Linked DNA regions of Homo sapiens: all the other regions are linked to region 1. The links are chromatin contacts, found by Hi-C or POLR2A ChIA-PET in ENCODE. All regions are on one chromosome and are shown on one strand. The core of a region is the stretch at or near the end of the contact, and the rest is flanking DNA. Distances in the headings are between cores, read along the strand shown.

Region 1 (3,602 bases), core at 152-2,651:
ACCAATCCAACTCCCCATCTTTCTCTTTGTTTTTCCTCTTTTTCTTTTTCTCTCCCTGTTGCCGCTGTCTCCGCGTCCTTCCCCTCCGTTGCCGCCCAGGGCGCCGAGCCAGACTATGGGTCCCAGGTGGGGGCTGAGCGGCGGCAGCAGCGCGGGCGGTCCAGTCACGGTGCGCACTGCAGCGGGGATGGAGGGGCTCAGTTGGCTGGTGGTTTTCTCTTGACATGGCTCCTGCCCGTGCTACCAGCAGCGCCCCCGCCGCCGCCGCCTCTTCCGCCGCCGCCACCGCTCCGCCCGCAGGCTGCGGCTAGAGGGCCCAAACCCCGCCCTAGAGTCGGTCCGTGAGTCCCGGGCTCCGCGGGGACAGGGAGGGGATTTCCCCGTCACCCACCCCGCCCTAGCTGCCTCAATTCCACCCCCTGCCCCTCGGGAAACAACTAACGACCCCACCCTAAACAATCCAAACTCTGGAAACATGGTCTGTTCAACGTGAGAGAGAGCTAATCCGGGAACTTAATTTTTTGGGGGGAGGGTGGGTGGGCTTACTTTAGAAGTAATATTAACACAATTATTTTCTTTTTTTCCCCCACTGAACCTTCCCATTTACCCTCTCCCGCCCACTCCACCCGGGCGGGAATTGTTTCCACGATGAAATGAGTGAAAACCTGAGTGATCCTGTGTCTCCCGTGGTGCGAGTGAGTCGCTGCCGCTGAAGGCAAGGGGTGGGGGTGGGACCTGCGGGGGTGGAAGGCAGGTGGTCTCCGGGCACCGCCTGGGATTTGGGAGAAGAACCCGCCACCTTTGCCTCGGCAATGCTCACAAGAAGATAAATCGCACTCCCCACCATTTTGAACGGGGGCAGATCCACAGGGAAGTCTCCCTTGGGGAATGTAGGACTAGTTGCAGGCTGGGGGTGTTGGGAACCCGGGCATTAATCAGGTCTAACCACAGAGCCGGAATAATTAATACCGTATTATATACCCCTTTTCCTTCTGCCGTCATGATTCTCCTTGGCAGCAGCGTTAGCAGCCGCCTGAGGGTGAAAATGTGGGTGATGGGGAAGTTGGTAATGACTCCGCTGTTTTTTCTCATGGCTCCTTTGGGCCACAGCTGCCCGCCCCCGGTATACACTGTAGTTGATTGCAGGGAAACCCTGTACCTCTCCCTTTCCTTCTCTACCGATTTTGCACTTTTCTCTATGCTCACCACCAAGTGTAATCAATAACAAGCACTGACAATACATAGCAATAGTGAAATCTGAAATAACTAAGAATTAGGTACTACAGCCATGGAGCTGGCTGGGTAAAATCTAATTGGATATTTCAGTTTCATTCACCTACCCTGTTTTGGTGTTTGGTTTTGGTTTTGGTTTTGGTGAGTTTTTTTTTTTTTTTTTTTTGGAAAGCAAGGATCACACTTCCCCCTCCCTGTTCCTTAATCCCTTTTCTAAAAAGGGGGGAAAATCCGGATGGATTTTAGGGATTGGTCTGGTGTCAGCTGTGTTTTATTGCACACCTAAATCCTGATTATAGGCTTTTCATTTCTCCGCAAAGCCTTTATTTTGGCAGTTAAGCCAAATGTGTTTTCCAGAAAGTTAGTTATTTTCTCCTCTTTCTTTCCTTTCTTTCCTCCCTTTTTCCCGTCTGACCCCAAACGTTATTGTCCAAACATGACTGGACAGCAGCTTTTGTTTCTTGACCCTGTAATATGACAGTCTGCTAATATTGACAGAAGGTGCAGTTTTTGGGTTATAGTCGTGATTTTCGCTAATCAATCATATTAGCAGGAAAAAAAATGACTTGTTTCTGTTGTACTTGAGTCTTAAGAAAAAGTGCCCATAGTTTAGTGACAATTTCCAAAGGCTTTAGTACCACCTGTATTTCAAAATGGGGGACCCAAACTCCCGGAAGAAACAAGCTCTGAACAGACTACGTGCTCAGCTTAGAAAGAAAAAAGAATCTCTAGCTGACCAGTTTGACTTCAAGATGTATATTGCCTTTGTATTCAAGGAGAAGGTAATTTAAAGTTCTTAATGGTGAATTAGCACAAGTAATTTTTGTAAGTGTATATTATTTGTTACTCTTAAATTATTATGAATATTAGGTTAAAGAGTGGTTGAAAAAAAGTCTGCTTTGTATGCTCTGTTTTTTCACCCTTAGGGGTGATTCTGTGAATTGAGCAGTTGCAGCATGCGAAAAGACCCTTGAGCGTTCTTTGGTTTGGAAATAAATTTGAGTCTGAAGCTTAGTAGTAGTATACACTGAGTTGACATGGGGTGGGCAAGATTACAAAATTTTATATGGAGTTAACATGGGAAACCTTATGATGGAATTTAAAGATTATCTAATGTAGAGTATAAATAAGATGGTTGAAAGTGTGAAATTGTAATCAGACTGTTTATATGCTAAAGTTTATCCTGTTTCTTAAACTGCGTAATGTAGGTAACCTTTTCTCTTACATTTAATGAAGTAGAATACACCTTTTAGGAGCAATTAAATACTGAAATGGTTAATTTGTGTTTAGAAGTGTGATTTTCTTTTTTACTTAGAGTTCATTTTGCCTTGTATAGAAGTACAGTTTTTAAAAACTCAAAATGACCTAGAGGAAGTTTCATTTTTAGGGGCGGTGGAGGTCTTAATCAGAATTAGTTCCGCAGTTAAATAGCAAACAGTAAGTTGTGAGTAGTCAAGGATGGGATGATAAGAGCAGTATTTTTTGCAACTTAAAATGAACATTTTCTTAAATTATCAGCAAGGCTTATTTGACCAAAGATGAGGTTATGAATGTAAGGAAGTGCTACTTGGATTTTGGTGCTTAAATTGTTAGCTAATTTCAGATCAGAAATACAATCTTAGTGTGGTATCTATTAAGTATCTGGAAGTTTTCCAGGTTTCCCCCTACTGTTTAACTCTTATTATTTTTGTTGCTGAGACAGGCCTCACTGTATTGCCCAGGCTAGTCTTGAACTCCTGGGCTAAAGTGATCCTCCTGTCATGGCATTTTAAAGTGCTGGGATTACAGGCAGGAGCTGCCACGCACAGCCCCAACTCTTAACTCCTAAAAGGTTATTTGTATTTAAGAACATTCTTAGCTGCTGAAGTATAGCATTGTGAAGTGATTTTTAAGTAATTTTTGAAGTGACTGTCCCAAGATTGGGTGGTATCAAGGACTTACATCTCCACTTTTGTTTTGTTGACAAGCTGACTCAAAATTGATGAGATTGGATTTTAGTTGAAGATGATACAGTGTATGCTCTTTAAATAAATCCAAGATAATAAGTAGTGAGACCATATCTTTGTATTTAATCTATATATTGCCCCAAATTGCACCATCTTAATTCTTTAACACCAACGATAATCTGGTTTTATTCTGTGAATGGACAGTGTCCATGCAGTTGCCCTGAATAATTCATGATATATACTTAATAGTACAGAATTTTAAAAAGTAGTTTAGTGATGCGTACTTGGTCTTGAGTAGTATTAAAAGAGAACTTGGTGTGCTTCTTTTTAGTCTTTCAAATATTGATGGTTTTGGCTGGGTGCAGTGGCTCACGGCTGTAATCCCAGCACTTTGGGAGGCTGAGGCAGGCGGATCACTTGAGG
Region 2 (3,602 bases), core at 277-2,776, 2.8 Mb before region 1:
CAGATATGTACTTTGCAAGTATTTTCTCCCAGTCTGTGACTTGTCTTTTCATTCTCTTGAACATTTTTTTTTAAACCAATGTTCTCTTCATGGCAATATATGCATTCTCTAAGATGACCGAAGCTTTCTCTATCATGTTCCCTTGACTGTAATTGTTTTTCATACACTCTGTTAGGATTTCCAGGTTTAATGTTTGTCAGCCAACAGTCTGAGAGACTTGACCTTGGCCCCTTATCCAAATGCTGGGGATGCACGCCAGCATAATAAAATGCAAGTGCCATGTCTTAAATATAAAAACCTACCGATTTGTTGGATTCTTTTTTTCTGCCAAGGACACAGTGACAGACTGGCCATGGGCTACACTTGCAGCTATGTGCTCGCTGACACAGGCATATAAAATGCTTTACTAAGTGGCAAAACATGGGAATATTATCTCCGGGTTTCCTTAAGCATTAGAAAAACATGTTGGGGCCGGGCGCAGTGGCTCACGCCTGCAATCCCAGCACTTTGGGAGGCCGAGGCGGGCGGATCACTTGAGGTCAGGAGTTCGAGACCAGCCTGGCCAACATGGTGACCCCCTCGTCTCTACTAAAAATACAAAAATTAGCCGGGGATGGTGGTGCATGCCTGTAATCCCAGCTACTCGGGAGGCTGAGGCAGGAGAATCGCTTGAACCCGGGAGGTGGAGGTTGCAGCGAGCCGAGATCGCGCCATTGCACTCCAGCCTGAGCAACAGAGCTAGATTCCGTCTCAAAAAAAAAAAAAAAAAAAAAAAAGTTGGTCGCCACTCATTTGAGAGTCGTGAAAACAATTTTAATGGGTAACTACCAGTATTTTCAAAACGACAAAAGAGTAGAACAGAAAATAGAAGGTAGAACATGTAATAAAGGTAACGATTGTTTGCGTTTTAAAACTGTGTGTAGACGTGTATTTCTTTTTTTTCTTTTCTTTCTTTCTTTTTTTTTTTTTTGTTGTTTTGTTTTTTTGAGACGGAGTCTCGCTCTGCCGCCCAGGCTGGAGTGCAGTGGCGCGATCTCGGCTGACTGCAACCTCTTCCTCCCGGGTTCAAGCGATTCTTCTGCCTCTGCCTCCTGAGTAGCTACAGGCGCGCGCCACCACGCCCGGCTAATTTTTGTATTTTTAGTAGAGACGGGGTGTCACCATATTGGCCAGGCTGAGTCTCGAACTCCTGACCTAGTGATCCACCCACCTCGGCCTCCCAAAGTGCTCAGATTACAGACGTGAGCCACTGCGCTCGGTCAGTAGACGTGCATTTCTTATAATCAGTTCAGTCAGACAAGTTTACAATGCACACGCATACCTGAAACAGGAGCAAAAGACTGGCGGCGAAAATGTGCGGCCCATCGCAGGGCGAAAGTACACGTTAGCTAAAGCCTCTGGGAAATGAAGTTCAGGAACACCTTCGCGGAGTGTTCTGGGAACGCTGGTCCAGTGTGCCCGCCCGGCGCCGGCGTGCGGGGCGGGGCTCGCTCGTAACGACCGGAAGTGACCGTTGAAGCCGGTTGTAGGCGTGGAAAGAGGTTGGCGCGCTGGAAGTCCAGTTGCTTCGGCTCCCTGCGTTAGGTCTGGTGGCGGTCAATGCGCTTCCGGACCCGGGATCAGAGTGTGTGGATCGCTATAGGGGGAGGGGAGCTCAGGTATCACCATGGCAACAGCCAGCCCTCCGGACTCGTGACGTCACCCTTCTGATTTCGCGCTTAGAGGCCTCTGCAGGAGAAAGCTGGGGAGTCCTCGAAGGGGGCGCACCTCGCCTCCTTCTGTGCGGGGCGGTCCCGCCCTGATCCCTTGGAGGGCTTTGTTCTTTTGTTCTGGCCTAAGGGGAAGTCGGGTGCCGGGCCCCGCCCTGTTTGTCCACCTTCCAGCTTTAACGCTCTGCAACAGGTGTGTCTTCGTGTTATCCGAGCTCGCAGGGGTGTGAGTCACAAGTGTGCACAGAGGGAACACACCAGGTCTGTGGATGCCCCGGCCAGATTCTAGGGTGGGCACCAAGGGTTTTTTGGATCTGAAGCAGAACCCGCGTACCCGATCTCCACTCTGTTTTGTTCATCGGAGTGCCACACACCTCTCTAGTGCTCTCTTGGGGCACTTCTCTTGTGTAGCACCTCTTGGTCACTTTGCAAGACTCTGATGTGTGATTGTGTGACGTATGCTGCTGACGCCATCCTGTGTCTTTTAGGGTAGACAACCTCAGCGTGTTGCAGATTCCCTGCAAGGGGAGTTAGACATCTGAGTCCTAGACCGAGATACCAGCTGAAGGAACGCTGCCTGGCGAACCCTGGTGTTCAAGTTCCAGAGGAACGGGATGAGCTCCTGAGATGGAAGGTAGTGGGGTCGACTTGGGGGAGAGCGGGGTGATGGAGGCTTGAGAACAGTCATGACTGGAGTATCAAATACTTGAGATCAGAGCAGGAGATTTGGAAGGAAGGAACGGTATGCTTAGGGATTAGCAAAGAAACCGAATTACATTGTAGGGAGAGATTCTGTTTTATAGAGAGATACTTGGGAGAGGAGTTTATTTTTTTCTTTCGTTCCATTGGGGAATGAAAAGACATAATCATTCAGAATATCTGTGATCCCCACATGACTTCTGAATATTAAATATTAAAATTATAATCTTGAAGTCAGAAGACATCTTGGCAATTATCCCTTCAATGAAAGAGTCAGTTTTGAAATCTCCTTGGCAGACGGCTGTCTGTCAACCCTATGCCCGAACTAGTGTGGCATTAAACTCGCCATTTTGGGTGCAGACTATTCCCTTGTTGGCTTTCTTTTTTAGTTTCTTATATTAAACAGATGTACTTGTCCCTGTAACTTTTGTGTTGATCTTAGTTCTTAGTCCTCCAAAGAAAAGGAAACTGTCTGTTCTTTCTTTCACACTGCTGCCCTTAAGATATGTGAATTCAGCTGTTACAACTCCTCCTCATAAATTCTTTTCTAAGCAATATAGCCTCACTTCTTTTGATTGGTCTATGTGATGTATCTAGACCTTTCTCTGAAAACTCTCCTGCTTGTCAGCATTTTTCTTAAAATGCAGTGCCTAATGGTAAACATAGCTCTTTGGATGTGCTTTGAAAAGTACCTGAGAGGATAATGTACTACTTCCTTTGACTCGGATTATACTTCCGCTGTTTGGCATTAGATCACATTTGCTTTAAAAACTATCAGTGATGTACTGTAAACTTTAGATCTTTTTTACATAAACTGCAGTGATCTAGATTTACACCATTTTTGTGTAATGGAATTATTATTATCCTTAATGTCATGACTTACATTTATGACTGTTCAATTTTTTGGTCACATGTTTTAGGCTTTCAGAATGATTATGAATCCTAATTTAGTTATTCAGTGCCTTAACTGTCCTTTCTAACTTAATGCCACTAGCGGATTTGATGAATATTCCTTCTATTTCTTCCTACCTGTCATTGAACAGATCAGGGTAAGGATAGAGGCTTATGACATGTCCCTATGGAGTTCTCTCTGCATTGGTGTTGTCTTTACATTCTTTAGGTATGGCTGTGCAATCAAGTTTGGTTTGACCTAACTATTATCATGCAGTCCTTTTTTTGCCTTTGTTAAAGATA
Region 3 (3,602 bases), core at 699-3,198, 2.4 Mb before region 1:
ACTCAGGAGGCTGAGGCAGGAGAATGGCGTGAACCCGGGAGGCGGAGCTTGCAGTGAGCCGAGATAGCGCCACTGCACTCCAGCCTGGGCGACAGAGCGAGACTCCGTCTCAAAAAAAAAAAAAAAATTACATCAGAGTTCAGTGAACAGAGGGAGGAGGCACAATTGTGCAATCTTGGCATGAGTATTCCTTATTTAGCTACAACACCAAAAGTTATTTGCACTACCGTAGTAAATAACCCTCCTTTACAGAAAACTGCCAGTCTTGCTAGGAGGCCTCAGTTTGTGTCAGGAACGCCCAATACCCTGTACTTTTCTAATAGTCATAAACATTTCTAATATTTCTAATGTACATTTCTAATACTCATCAACATTTGTTGAACCATATTATAATCCTCTATATATTTTCCCTCCTATCTGTGAGGCAGACATTTTAACAGTCTGTGTGCTAACACTTTACCTCAGATTTCTTCATGGGTTTTAAGGTTTATTATTAACTATCCTGTCAAGTTCTTCTAGGTAAGCAACTTGGGATATTAGGCCTTTCCAAATGAGCCATCTTTCTTGGGCTCCAGATAACGTCATCCCAGTATTTTACTCACTTCATTTTAAAGGAATACTTTGCAACATGCAGTAGGGTGGGTAAGAGAATGCTTCACAGCTATCCATCAGGAAAGATGTGAGTCTCTGACAGAGCCTTTGCAGGGAGGTGGACTATTGTGTCACAAAGTTCTTCAGCCTCGCTCTCGTGCAGCGGCGTCACCGCCGAGCTCTCGCAGGAGCGGCAGCTTGCTGATCAGCAGCTCGGAGTTCTGGTAGCGCCGAACGTCGCGCAGGGCCACTGTGCCGGGCACGTAGCGGCGGGACTTCTTCATGCCGCCCTGGCCCGCGTGGAACAGCTGTCTGCTAAATTCTAGCCCGGGCGATAACTCTTTTGGGCCAAAGTGCTTCAAGAACTCACGAAGCCACTGGTGCTCTGTGGACACACACTGATTAAGTTTAAAATTAAGTAATGGCCTAAGAGATTTGTTCACATCTTAACTTTTAAGCGTGGTAAAATCTGGACCACCTTCCCTCTAGTTTTTCTTTTAAATCTGCGGTGTTCGCTACACTGTTTTCAAAAAGATGGGTAATTTATGACTAGAGTCTTGTCCATGTCTCACTTTCTTTCACATGGAATAAATGTTAAGTTCTTTTAGAGAAGACGTGGGTGGCCCTGAAAAGAGCCGTTGGTTTGGACTCGATTTTACTTGAGCTGCCACAAACTAGTACAGATAGTTACTTGCCCTTCGCCTTGTGGTGGCTCTCAGTCTTTTTGGGCAGTAGCACGGCCTGAATGTTGGGCAGGACACCGCCCTGTGCGATGGTGACTTTGCCCAGCAGCTTGTTGAGCTCCTCGTCGTTGCGGATGGCCAGTTGGAGATGACGCGGGATGATGCGGGTCTTCTTGTTGTCGCGGGCCGCGTTGCCCGCCAGTTCCAGGATCTCGGCGGTCAGGTACTCCAGCACCGCTGCCAGATACACCGGCGCGCCGGCCCCGACCCGCTCGGCATAGTTGCCTTTGCGGAGCAGGCGGTGCACTCGGCCCACGGGGAACTGGAGACCGGCCCTAGAAGAGCGAGTCTTGGCCTTAGCGCGGGCTTTGCCTCCCTGCTTGCCACGTCCAGACATAGCGAGCGCAACTCACTACGAGCAACCACAAAGTGAACGGGAAAGGCGGCGCTTTTTATAAACACTATTGGGCGCGAAAAAGAAGACGTGTTGTTGGTTAGGGCTGCAGTTTAATTTCAACCAATAGTAGTGCGTCTTCTGGATTTGCGAATCCTGATTGGGCAGACCTGACCTCTGACGTTACCCTGAATAACTACCAATCAGACACAAGACTTCAACTCTTCACCTTATTTGCATAAGCGATTCTATATAAAAGCGCCTTGTCATACCCTGCTCACGCTGTTTTTCCTTTTCGTTGGCGCTTTATAGCTACACAGTGCTATGCCAGAGCCAGCGAAGTCTGCTCCCGCCCCGAAAAAGGGCTCCAAGAAGGCGGTGACTAAGGCGCAGAAGAAAGACGGCAAGAAGCGCAAGCGCAGCCGCAAGGAGAGCTATTCCATCTATGTGTACAAGGTTCTGAAGCAGGTCCACCCTGACACCGGCATTTCGTCCAAGGCCATGGGCATCATGAATTCGTTTGTGAACGACATTTTCGAGCGCATCGCAGGTGAGGCTTCCCGCCTGGCGCATTACAACAAGCGCTCGACCATCACCTCCAGGGAGATCCAGACGGCCGTGCGCCTGCTGCTGCCTGGGGAGTTGGCCAAGCACGCCGTGTCCGAGGGTACTAAGGCCGTCACCAAGTACACCAGCGCTAAGTAAACAGTGAGTTGGTTGCAAACTCTCAACCCTAACGGCTCTTTTAAGAGCCACCCATGTTCTCAAAGAAAGAGCTGGTGCTTGTATTCCTCCTCTGCTGGCCACTGACAAACCCTTGTAACTTGCTACTGTGTTTTTTGGTCTGAAGTAGAGCAGTTATTTAACTAATCCTTAGTGACTTTTTTTTTTTAGATCTGCCATTCTAATCTTAGAGTTAAGTAAGGAGATGGGAAATTTTCTATTATAAGTTCGAAACCAATTAAAATACGTTAGAAACCAATTAAAATACTCGTCGGTCCCCCGTCGGTTAGTGATTTGGAACAGTGCCAAGTTGCAGCGGTTGTCAGTTTGAATTTGCCCGGGCAACGCCCGCCCTTCCTCTGCATCCTGATTGGTTGTTGTATCCAGGAAGTCCACGGTCGGCTTGGGTGCGCCAAAGGAATCCAAACCCCGCCTTTATTTGGCCTTCCTTACAAACTCAGTAAACTGTCAGTTTCTCATTCTTTAGTATTTTATCGCTTTCGGGAAGGAGATTTATTTCTAATTAGTTTTCGTTGGATAGAGCGTTTTTTTTTTTAAAGGGACCCTTTATGGCAACATAATCAGTTTTTTTTTTTTTGAGAAGGAGACTTCCTCTGTCGCCCAGACTGGAGTGCGGTGGCGCGATCTCAGCTCACTGCAGCCTCCGCCTCCCGGGTTCCAGCGATTCTCCTGCTTCACCCTTCCGTGTAGCTGGGATTACAGGCATGCGCCACCATGCCCGGATAATTTTTGTATTTTTAGTAGAGATGGGGTTTCACCATGTTGGCTAGGCTGGTCTCGAACTGACTTCAGGTGATCCACTAGCCTCAGCCTTAAAGTGCTAGGATTACAGGCATGAGCCATCAAGCCCGGCTACAACGGAATTTGAATGCTGTAGTTTTCAGCCTGAGAAAGATCAATGCTTTATTTCTGATTAGAATACTATTTTCCCTTTATGGTATATCTATATAAGCAAAGGCATTAGAAGCCTAAACAGGACAATTCGGGGCGTAATGAAGGCAGAAAGCTTGAGGACATTTATCCCAGACTCTTTTCTGAAACAAGTCAATTTCAATTTTAAAACTCCTTTCGTTAGTATTTTAAATACTGTTTTTGACTTTGCCTAGAAGAAGTGAGGAAAAACAAGTTCCCCCTTATTCAGGTTGTCACAAATGAGAACCAGTCACCCAACAAACGATGTTGCTCTAGGT

Evidence for each region. Hi-C counts contacts between places; a loop is a spot of excess contacts on that map. ChIA-PET counts read pairs that join two places held with the same protein, here RNA polymerase II (POLR2A). Pooled maps may share reads with other maps.
Region 2: a loop to region 1 is called in a pooled map, with 11 times the contacts of the local background. The contact joins the promoter of ZNF184 here to the promoter of C6orf62 in region 1. A Hi-C loop is called at or near these places in 1 of 37 single-sample maps with no recorded cell type and 10 of 50 pooled maps. POLR2A ChIA-PET finds 5 or more read pairs at or near these places in 1 of 52 experiments (Panc1).
Region 3: a loop to region 1 is called in a map of heart left ventricle, with 11 times the contacts of the local background. The contact joins the promoter of H2BC11 here to the promoter of C6orf62 in region 1. A Hi-C loop is called at or near these places in 1 of 168 maps with a recorded cell type or tissue (heart left ventricle), 1 of 37 single-sample maps with no recorded cell type and 12 of 50 pooled maps. POLR2A ChIA-PET finds 5 or more read pairs at or near these places in 2 of 52 experiments (OCI-LY7 and T-cell).

The regions. Positions count from the first base shown.
Region 1 is chr6:24,716,953-24,720,554 of GRCh38, reverse strand. It overlaps C6orf62 (chromosome 6 open reading frame 62), which reads left to right and starts at 1,401. Exons shown (of 5, transcript NM_030939.5): 1 at 1,401-2,015. The coding sequence starts at 1,887. RefSeq lists a silencer at 188-357 and an enhancer at 1-720.
Region 2 is chr6:27,471,029-27,474,630 of GRCh38, reverse strand. It overlaps ZNF184 (zinc finger protein 184), which reads left to right and starts at 1,526. Exons shown (of 6, transcript NM_001318891.2): 1 at 1,526-1,902; 2 at 2,198-2,343. The coding sequence starts at 2,337. LOC105375001 (a long non-coding RNA gene) reads right to left here and starts at 1,507. Exons shown (of 2, transcript XR_926664.4): 1 at 1,322-1,507. RefSeq lists enhancers at 1,515-1,674, 1,735-1,834, 1,855-1,944, 2,275-2,404.
Region 3 is chr6:27,131,141-27,134,742 of GRCh38, reverse strand. It overlaps H2BC11 (H2B clustered histone 11), which reads left to right and starts at 1,948. Exons shown (of 1, transcript NM_021058.4): 1 at 1,948-2,427. The coding sequence starts at 1,993. The coding sequence ends at 2,373. H2AC11 (H2A clustered histone 11) reads right to left here and starts at 1,700. Exons shown (of 1, transcript NM_021064.5): 1 at 1,208-1,700. The coding sequence starts at 1,671. The coding sequence ends at 1,279. RefSeq lists enhancers at 1,018-1,533, 1,229-1,568, 1,534-2,047, 2,179-2,248, 2,259-2,328 and 1 more.